Regions from separate parts of the Homo sapiens genome. Here region 1 is linked to region 2. The links are chromatin loops, found by intact Hi-C in ENCODE. Cell type or tissue: ascending aorta. All regions are shown on one strand. Links, peaks and the distances in the headings refer to the core of each region. The heading gives the core; the rest is flanking DNA. Region 1 overlaps LOC101928782 (a long non-coding RNA gene). Region 2 has its middle 200 kb from the start of PLXNA4-AS2.

Evidence for each region. Peaks named below come from ENCODE experiments on the same cell type or tissue, not always from the same donor. Only the 100,000 strongest peaks of a DNase experiment are listed, where the experiment ranks them.
Region 1: a loop joins it to region 2, with 8 times the contacts of the local background. A loop is called at or near these places in 8 of 110 quality-filtered maps.

Annotation. Positions count from the first base shown.
Region 1 is chr7:131,948,261-131,953,632 of GRCh38, forward strand. It overlaps LOC101928782 (a long non-coding RNA gene), which reads left to right. Exons shown (of 6, transcript NR_110836.1): 6 at 471-693. Among named protein-coding and RNA genes, the nearest start is that of PLXNA4-AS2, 310 kb to the right of the region's middle. In ascending aorta, for the core only: no CTCF peak of the experiment used is centred there; DNase peaks (open chromatin) are centred at 501 and 2,641; H3K27ac peaks cover 5,000 bases.
Region 2 is chr7:132,062,910-132,068,281 of GRCh38, forward strand. No RefSeq gene overlaps it. Among named protein-coding and RNA genes, the nearest start is that of PLXNA4-AS2, 200 kb to the right of the region's middle. RefSeq lists a silencer at 1,391-1,562. In ascending aorta, for the core only: no CTCF peak of the experiment used is centred there; DNase peaks (open chromatin) are centred at 1,840, 2,942 and 3,982; H3K4me3 peaks cover 417 bases; H3K27ac peaks cover 3,207 bases.

The sequences.
Region 1 (5,372 bases), core at 69-5,068, 110 kb before region 2:
TCGGTCCTTTCCCATTGTAGCCCATAATCAGTCCACAGTCTGGGATCAAAGTTTAGCAAGTCCTCCATGTTTTTCCCACAGAGACAGGGGACCTCAGGACCCCACTATTAGAGACCCCTCAATCTTTGCCTTCAACTCTGAAGCCAGACCCAGATCTGTACGGGCTGAGAGAAAATCTTCAGGGAAACCTTTTGCCTTTGTAGCCATGCAAGTTGCAACCCCAGGCTGTGGGGCTGGGCTTCTCCATCTGGTTATGTGGGGATCTCATCATCAGAACTCATCTATATTACCCAGATTGGGTGACTCTGGATTAGCCAGGTGGTGTGGAGGAGGCCTGCTCTTTCCCCGCTCCCTCCCTGGGGCATCTGCCTTCAAGGTTTGATCTGCTGTCGGCCCCTCCTCCTTGCTCCTAAGCTCCCAAGCTCCCTAACTTCACTTAATCAGCTTCCTCTGCTGCCTCTCATTTCCAGCAGGGTGTGGCTGTGCTAGGAAAGAGACTTGGCCCACAGCCTCACAGTGATTCAGAAGACGCTGGGTGAGGACCTCTGTGTCCCTGCTCCAAGGACCCTGAGATGACCCATCCCAGGACACTCAATCCTGCCTGCAGATGCTAGGCTCTGAGGAGATGCCTGCTATAGCACCAGCACATTCTGCAGACATGTTTTGAAATGTGTTAATAAATAACTGGAGAACAGTATCTATACAATTACCTAGATTTGCCTGAACTTTACAGGGCAACTAAACAAACAGACATACGTTCGCAGAAAGGCCACAGTACAGAAGACAAACCGAGGCTTGGTCACCCTGAGGATCAGCAGCCGGATCTTTTTCTGAAACAAATTTCCTGCTAGAGAATCCCTGATCTCTGTGATGCAGTATTTCCCTAGTTTTTATTTCTACTTCAACGAGGCACCTCAATGTCAGTTTCCTTTGGGAAAAGAAAATCAAATGTCCCCACAGCTTTTGCCCAATTGTGAAGGAAAATTTCAGCATTGATTGTCTGTCTGGACTCTTGTGGGGAGGAGGCCAGTGGGCCTAGTAAGACCCTTAGCACACCTGGGCTGTCTAGCCTTAAGGAAACCAGACCTGCCAGGAAAGCAGAAAAGCTGTGAAGAGATTTTTCTCTGCCTTCCTCGGGGGACAATCTTCCAGAGCAACAATGCACCATGTATTTACAGAAAACTTATTATGTTCAAGGTGCTGGGAGAAGCTAGTTGCAGATACTTAGAGCAGTAAGGCTTTAAGTTAGACATAAGGAAGGACTTCCAGCTATTGGTATTGATATAGTAGGACCCAAGCTTACTTCACAGCTTGCATCATCAGGGAAGGATGAGATCATTCTTGAGAACATTTTGAATAAAGGCTTAGAGGGACTGAATATTGAACGATCCTGTTAACATTTCTCCCGGTCCTCCTCCTGCTTTCCAGGATGATACTGGTGTATGATTTTTACTTAAAGCCCTCCCCCATCCCCACAGAGACACCTGGAGCCTGGCGGGCCTTGGCATCAGTGGCTGTTGTCATGGCGGGGAGAGCTGAGGTGACCACTGTGACTGCCCTGGGCACAAGGACCGTCGTTCTGTGAATCCTCCCTAAGCCCGCTGGCGGGGCCCCTTTGCTGCCACTGCAAGTAAAGTTTCCCAGCTCAAGTAAATTCTGGAGGGGATTGACCTAATTTCCAGAGTCTAAGGGGTGACAAAAAGCCCCAGTCAAAACTCCTGTAAGTGGGTGATAAACAGTCTCTATTAGAAAAAATAAATAACATCTCCAAAGGAGAGCAGGCTTCCTAAGACCCCCTTGCCTTTCAGAGAGACAGCTGTCTCCTGGGAGGAGGACTCCCTGAGCCTCCCGCTTCAGCCGCTCCAGAGGAAAGGTTTGCCTTGCTGTCTCACTGCAGCGCTAGCTGCTCACCATTTTCACCGACCGCCGCAGCCTCCTGATGGACCCCACAGCAGGAAGAGGCTGTGGGAGAGGTCTCCACCCTTCAAGGTGGGGCTGACAGTGGTGCTTGGCCTTTAGAGTTGAAATGTATTGGTTCTCTGCCTTGGGAGGAACAATCACTCTCTCTCTCTCTGTCTCTCTCTATTTCTGTCTGTCTCTCTCTCAAACACACATACACATACACTGAGACAGCTATCATCATACCTAATTTACATATTATGGAAACCGAGGCCCAGAGAGGTTAAATAACTTGCGTGGTTTTGTCCAGCTATTAAGTGGGCAAAGCTAGAATTAGAATTGAAGCCCAGTGACAGCTTTCAAATCAAGTTCTTTCCCCTATTCTGGAGCTGCAGCAACTTTAATAAGCATAAGAAGTACTTTGGGATCTTGTTCAAATGCAAGTTCTGCAGGTCTAGGGTGGGGTGGAGATTCTGCATTTGCAGTAAGTTCCCAAGTAGCAGGGTGTGCTACAAACACCTCAAAGCTGCAGACCCTGGGGAACAGTCCCCATAGAATAGGAGGCGGGAATCATTCTGGAAAATAGGGAGACATAAATACCCAGACAAGCTTAGGTCTCCAAGGAGGCAGGGAGATCAGGAGTGGGAGGAAAGGGCAGTCTGTCTCTCTTTCCTTAGAAGACTTCGTGGTTTGAACATTGCCTTGGTTAGATTTCCTGATATGGGTACAACTTGTGCTGATCTCAGTGGGAATCTGGAGCCAGAGATGACCAGGAATAGAGGGGGATAACATCTGCCAAGTTCCATTCCTGGTTCAAAATTCTAACTTGCCAGCTTGTTCATTCATCTAATGACTCAGACCTGATGGCAGATTGAATTTTCCAAAAATGACTGCAACAATATCTTCCATCCCACATGTTATTCTTACAGTGGGACTTTCCATCTAGAGGTAGGACCTGTATTTCTTCCCCATGAATCTGAGTGGATGTGCAGTTATAGTTGAAGTGATGCTATGGGACTTCAGAGGCTAGGTCATAAAAGGCAATACATTAGGCCGAGCATGATGGCTCACACCTGTAATCCCAACGCTTCGGGAGGCTGAGGCGGGTGGATCACCTGAGGTTGGGAGTTCAAGACCAGCCTGACCAACCTGGAGAAACCCCGTCTCTACTAAAAATACAGAATTAGCTGGGCATGGTGGCACATGCCTGTAATCCCAGCCACTCAGGAGACTGAGACAGGAGAATCACTTGAACCTGGGAGGCGGAAGTTGCTGTGAGCTGAGATCACGCCATTGCACTCCGGCCTGGGCAACAAGAGCAAAACTCTGTCTCAATAAATAAATAAATAAATAAATAAATAAATAAATGGCAATACATTTTCCACTTGGCTCTGTTGGGACACTTGTTCTTGGAATCCAGCCACCATGTTGTGAGGAAGCCCAAGCAGTCACATGGGGAGGCCATGTGGAGGTGTTGTGGCCAACAGGCCCAGGTGATGCCCCAGCCAACAGCCAGGTGTGTCAGTGAACAGGTTTTTAGATGATTCCAGTACGTAGTCACTGAGTCATCTCAGCCTTTGACTCTTTCCAGCTGAGCCCTCAGACATTGTGGAGCAGAGAGAAGAAATTCTTGCCTTGTCCTGTGATATGGTTTGGCTCTGTGTCCCCACTCAAATCGCATCTCTAATTGTAATCCCCACATGTTAAACGAGGGACCTGGTGGGAGGTGATTGGATCATGGGGGTGGTTTCTCCCATGCTGTTCTCATGATAGTGAGTGAGTTCTCACGAGATCTGATGGTTTTATAAGTGTTAGGCTGTTCCTCCACTCTCTCCTTTTCTTGCTGCCTTGTGAAGAAAGTACTTGCTTTTCCTTCACCTTCTGCCGTGATTGTAAGTTTACTGAGGCCTTCCCAGCCATACAGGACTGTGAGTTGATTAAACTTCTTTCCTTCATAGATTACCCAGTCTCGGATATTTTTTATAGCAGTGTGAAAACAGACTAATACACCTTGTTTGAATTCTTGACCAGCAGAATCCTTGAGCATAAAAAAGCGTTGTTTAAAACGCTGATGCGTGGCCAGGCAAGGTGGCTCATGCCTGTAATCCCAGCACTTTGGGAGGTCGAGGAGGGCAAATCACCTGAGGTCAGGACTTCGAGACCACCTGACCAACATAGAGAAACCCCATCTCTACTAAAAACACAAAAATCAACCAGGTGGCAGGCACCTGCAATCGCAGCTACTTGGGAGGCCAAGGCAGGAGAATCGCTTGAACACAGGAGGTGGAGGTTGCGGTGAGCCAAGATCATGACACTTCACTCCAGCCTGGGCGACAGAGCCGAGACTCCACCTCCAAAAGAAAAAAAAAGCTGATGCATTTGTGGTGGTGTGTGACACAGCAACAGCAACCCACGCTAGCCCCAAAGCAGGGACTGCCTGAGGCGGTGTGGGTGACAGGGCTCAGGAGGGATTTATAAACAGGTTGGAAAGTGGGTTAACTCCTGTGTTCATGTGCACTTTACACGTTCAAAGATGCTTTTCCATACTATGGATGCCTCAACAATTCTCATTTTACAGATGGGAAAACCCTGTTTTCAGATGATTTTCATGCTGAGGCTTATGAAGGTTAAGTCGTTGTCAAAGGTCACGCAGGGGCTGAGGTTGCACCAGGATGACTCCCAGGTCTGACTCCAGAATCAAACCTCTTTCCATTAAAGCTGTGCTGCCTCAGTTCCTGGCCTCGCTCAGTCCTTGGCAAATAAAACGTCACTCACTGCCTGGTGCAAAACCACGGATGGCTGGAGCCCTCCCCTCGACATAATGAGTTTGAATTTTGTGCCTTTAGTACCTATCATGCAAGAAGAAAAATCTCGAGCGTTGTTTAATAAACAGAGTCAGAGGGAAGCGATAGAATAGGGCAGGTGTTATTTATCAAATGTAGGAAATAGTTTAATCAGGAAAAATCAATCCTGGGGTGACTATTTTCAGGAGGGTGAGGATTAGTGTGAGGACTGAGCTCATCGGTGCTCCAGGATTTGAGAGGGGCTGCAGATGGGGAGCAGGTGTTGGGGTATTTGAGCCTAGCTGATATCAGGTATTTTTCCCACTTTCTTTGTATCTGCAGAATCTCTCCACAGACTCTGTGACTCAGCACTTGTGGCTCCCAGGCTGTGGCCTTCATTACCTCCGAGTAAGGTGGCAGACTGGTGACCCCCAGCTCTCTCAGGCACATTGTTCCTGCTGTGATTTCAAAGATGACTGTCAGGTGCTTGTGGACAAAGTGTCCCTGTCCAGTTTGCCTCTGGCCACAGCTCCCAGCCCTTCACGTATCCCATCCCTGGCTCCTGATAGTGTTTGAATCTTGATGCCATGATATGACCCCACCTTCTTCCTAGCACAGGAGTCTTTGAGCAGAGCTGGTCGGAACCCACGCCACAGAAGCAGCCGTGGGAGGGTGCAGGGCCTGTGCTCT
Region 2 (5,372 bases), core at 66-5,065:
GAGAGGAAACATAAAAAATTAAATACCAACATAAGGCAGCATGAGATGAATGTTAAGTGAGAAGTTCAAACAACAAGTGCTGTGGATTCAGAGGAGGAGGACGTGGATCTGACCTGAAGCCATCCAGAAATCGATTCTGGATAAAGAACATGCTGCTTTAGGTAGATTTGACATGAGGGTGGGCCATGAAGCAAGCGACAAGTAAATTGCAGCTTGTTTGAGACACTGAAATATGAATTTTGGGACTTTATAAACAAAGAGCAGAAACAAATGCTGGGTAGACCTCGGTGGTTGGGCAGCTCTTGATCTTGGTGCTGGTGGGCCAAGGGCAGCAATCTCATCCCTGTAAAGCCTATGTGTCTGCCTCTGCTCCCCACATCTATTAATATAATAAATCCCATCTCTAGCCAGCCTCCTGTGAATGAATAGCCTAGGATGGGCCTGAGTGTTTAGTTACAGGTGGCCTGCAACAGCCATTGTGTTCTTCTGGAAAACTATGGATGACTAACCCTGGGAAGAAGGACTCTCAAGTTCAGAGAAATGAAGTACCTGGCCTAATGTCAGCTAGCTCGGTACAGAATTGGGACCAGAAGCCCAATCTCTTGATTCTTTCTAGACATCACAAATCACAGGGGGCGTGCTTTTGCCTGGCTTGTTCTTTTGACCTTAGTGGTTGGCTGCCCGTATGAGAGTAAGAATTTGTGTGTTAGGGGTGGGGATTGGGCAGGGAGAGTGGTAACAGTGATGTGATACTAGGGGGTACAGTTAATTTCTCTCCTTTTTCTCTCCTTCCTTGTCCTCTGTAAAATCCATTCACACCTTTGCAAGACAGATGGAAAAAGGAACTTAGGGTGGGGGCTGTGCTTTAAAACCTGGCTCCCTGGACATGGGGCCTGGGGAGTTTGGTGCCCACGTGATAGGGACTGCTAGAGAGGCCCCAGAGCATCTGTCTGGGGACACTGTGGACACATGTCCTGAGAATACCCCCTCAGGGGCTGAGGCGGGGCATCATACCATCTTGGGAGCCCAAAGCCATGTGCTAACAAGCTGTTGGCAGAGGACTAGAGAAAGACATTTTCAAAAACAACAGCAACAAAAATTGCAAGCCACTCCATCCGGGCTGCAGACCCCTCCCTGCATCTCATTAGCGCCTGGGGTGGGAGGAGAGGGGGCTGGCAGGCACTGCCTACACCTACGTGTCCTGAAAACCAATGCATGCCCACAGAGGTGGGCGGGTGGGAGGCGCAGAGTGGCCCAGCTCCCAGCCTAGGAAAGATCTTTCCAATGCTCTGCTTGTCATTTGTTCCCTTGTGTGTGAATTTTTAGAACAGGTATCAGATTCTTTCTGTGTAGGACACTTTTTGTTTGTTTTTGGAGTCAATGCTCTAAGGTCTCTTCCGTGTCTTTAAAACTTGGGTTTTGAATATGATTTCTATGAAGAAAAGCGAGTCATCAGAATCCTGTCTTTGTGGACTGTTGACATCATAGCTGAGACTGCCACAGTTGGTGCTGCAGACTCAAAGTCAAGTGCTCCCATAGACGCCCCACTCGCTGCCATAGTGAAGACCCCCATTTGCCTCCAGAGGTCAAGCTTCCTTGTCCAAGTTGGAAAGTAGACAAGAAAATCCTCAGCCACTTCCCCCATTTCTTTTCTCACTTGCTCCTCATCCCTTCATGTTTGTATTCCCAAGATCTCAGGCTTCTAAGAAAGCTCATCTTAGCCTTCTAAGAAAGCTCATCAAGTTGGGAGTGAGACCTGCCATGGCTGTGGTCATGTCTGTCCTGTCACTCAGGAGGAGCAGAGGCTTCTCCTCCTGGGGACACTCTGCCCTCCCAGGCTCTCCCAGACTTCCCCTACCCACTTGTTTTACAATAGCAGTAACTATCGCACATCATCCTACTCTACTTGAGTCTCAGAATCAGACACATGTCTGTCTCTATAAAATGGGAACGGCGGTGGAGGTGGGACTTTCACAGACAGAGGGGATGGCAGCCCCTAAGAAAGAAGTACAGGTGGCTTCTCTTAATGACTCTTATTCCCAGCAAAGACAAACAGTGATGCCATCATTTGCAGTTGGATTCTGAGGCCCCGCCTACCTGGGAGGCAGGACACATTGGGGACCAGCCATCCTAGTGTGACAAATAATTGAGTTTCATAATGACCTTGTAGAGCCAGATTCCTGGAAATGGCATAAACCTACCTGTGATTGTTGTCAAACTCTAAGATGCTTTGTTACCATTGCTCACTCCAGGAGGGGAAGCCATGGTTCATGAAGTTCATTAGGTGGGTGGTAAACAGGATTTTGGTAGTTGTTGAAGGTTGGGGCTCAAGACCCTCTCTGGAGGCCCAGGCTGGCTGGTTAAAGACATTCTGACCTCCCAACATTAGAGCAACACATCAGAAGGCATTCGAGGCTGTGGGGCTTCTAGAGCCAGAATTCTCAGGTCATCGCCCTCAGCACCAGTGCTGTAGGGTTCCACCTGCCTGCAGCTTGGGGAAGAAGAAAGGCTGGCTGCCCAGAGTCACGGCCTAGCTTGGCTGGGAGGAAGATAGAGGAGCTGTCTCCTCTTCCTCACTTGTCTTCCCTGTGCCTGCTCCTGGTCCAGCTGGGTGAGATGGAAACTATCTCACATGGAGAGATGTTAAGGCAATTCTGGCAAAGCAAGCGCTAATAAAGTGCTGGGAACTTCCCCATCTCTGCCTCTTGAGGGAACTGAGCATGCTCTGAAGGGCATGGCCAGGTTTGCCTTTGGTGGAGGAACCAGAGGCTTGGTTTGGTCTTGGGGCAGGCTGGGCAAAATCGCTGAGTATGAGTGTTTCCTCCTGAGCATCCTCGGGGAGGGGAGCCCCTCCCTTCTCTACATCCTCCCCCACTGGCTCCTTCATTTCCGGGCACTTTGCCTTCTTATTTCTGTTCTCTCCTCTGAACCAGAGAAAGAAAGATGATTAAACGCTTCTGCTATGTGGATGCCCATGACTCACTGGCAGGAATGGCCTCTCCAGGCAGGCTGTGCTTTCTGTCTCCTTCCCTCATTTCACCCTCCACTTTCCCCTCCCCTGCCTTGCCCCTTGCATCAAAATGAAGTCATGTAAGACCAATTCAAATTGATTTCTCTTTTCCTTCTATTAGAATATCAGCTCCATAAAATCAGGATAAGAATTTGTGGTCTGGAGTCTGAAGACAGGGATTGGAGTCCTGGCTTTTCTGCCCACTAGGTGTGGTTTTGAGTGGTTATTTACCTTCCATAAGTCTTTGTTTATTTGGTCATAAAATAGGGAAAATGATAGAGCCAGCCTTTCAGGGTTATTGTGGGGATCAGCGGAAATAATATTAAGTGTGAACTGGTATTGTCTGTAACACATAGTGCATGCCATGAGCCAGGCACCATGGGGATCAGACTGGAATTCGCTCCAGTGTGTAACAGGCAGATCCAGTGACAAAGAAGGAGAGAAATAAGCCAGCCTTGGTACCATCAAAGGAGCACCCAGCCTTCCCCCTGTGCCCCACTGAGCAAATGGCTAATACCACATAGCACAGGCCAGGGGGACAGATGCCTTTGTATGGAAGAGCTAGTACTGGTAGCCAGGGACCTGGCCACACGGGGAGGCACAATTGAATTTTTCCCTTCCATCTGACAGTTCAGGACTGGATGTTACTTTCCAAATGAAAGCGGTTCTGGAAGGTCGTTGGGAACAGTGAATTGTGATTATGCTGGCACATTTTTAATTCTGTCTCATTACAGCTGCTGTTAAGGCTGCATTATAATAATTGCTTTAGTTCTGCTTTGGTATTTGCAGGCTCCTTTAATGTAGCTGTAATCTATGTGTATATTAAAGTAAGCAGAGCCAAAGAGCAGGGGCAGCCTTATTAGACTGGAGAAATGCATGTTGGGGGTGGCGGTGAAGCAGACAGGCAGACGGGAGCAGGGTCCTGGCGGGGGAACCTCGGGACAGCATGCGGAGTGGAAGTTCTGGCCTCAGGCCCAATGCAGACTCACGCTGTGACTTTGAGCAAGTTGAAGCTGCCTGTCTCAGCTCTCCCATCCATTATATGAGTTACAAAGTCTGTCTTGGAGGTGCTTAAAAGTTCTTAGGAGAAAAACCGTTACTGGCAAAGAGCCCAGGGAGATGGCTGCATTGGGCCCTCAGAGCAGCCAGAGTGGAGCCCAGCAGGAGCCTCCTCGGCCGCCCACGGTGGAGCAGCCAGGCGACCCCTCGGCAAGGGACAGTCATCAAATAAATGGCATGCAGACACCCCCAATTCCCAGGGAAAATTTGGCTCTGGTCTTCCTGCGATCACTCCCTGTTCTGGTTTCTTCTTTAAAATTCGGTTTGTTTGAACTGTTGCCACTCCCTGCACGGTCCTGTACACACAGCATTTCAGCCACTTGATGGAGGTCTTACTGCTGTCCTTGAATACTATGGCTCTCCTTTTTCCCCTTCAAGGGCAGTGGGTGTCAGTTTCAAGGACAGAATGCAAGGGCTGTCCTGGACCAGACCACTCACCAAGTACTCACTATGAACGGCATTCACCTCCTAGCTGTTATTTTGGGATAGGAATTCATATTGTGCTCACACCAGTCATATGAGCTAAGTAGCAGTATCATCTCCTTTATTTTATTTTAGTTTTTGAGACAAAGTCTTGCTCTGTCACTCAAGCTGGAGTGCAGTGGCGTGATCTCAGCTCACTGCAACCTCCACCTCCCAGGTTCAAGCAATTCTCCTGCCTCATCCTCCCAAATAGCTGGGACTGACTATAGCTGCACCACTACACCTGGCTAATTTTTTTTGGTCTTTTTAGTAGATACAGGGTTTCACTATGTTGGCCAGGCTGGTCTTGAACTCCAGGCCTCAAGGGATCTGCCAGCCTTGGCTTCCCAAAGTGCTAGGATTACAGGTGTGAACCACTGTGCCTGGCCTCATGTTCTTTATAGATGAGTGAACTGAGGCCAGTGAAGTCCCACATACCTAGTGAGTGGCAGAGCTAGACATGGAGCCCAGACCATGCAGAGGCTGACCCACGATTTTAGCACTACCTCAGGCTGCCTCCCCCTCGTCCTCTCTCCCTCCTCAAGAATCATCCATTTTTCTGTGCTGATTCAGAGCTCGCCACTGAATTCAGATTGGTCTGGGGATCAGTGGAAGGATCAGAAGGTTCTCTCAGGACCAGAGACACAGGCCTGGGTAGATGCATGGGAAGAGACCACGGCCAAAGTGTGGACAAGGGCAAATCAGAGCCATTGAACAAAACGTGTCTTTGGCTCCTCAGCTCTCCCAAATGATGCCTTTGCCTTGTAACAGTGGGTGTTGCAAAGGGAGTGAGAATGAGGCAGAACTCTTGGTGTTCCTATGCACCTGTACCCCCCACCTT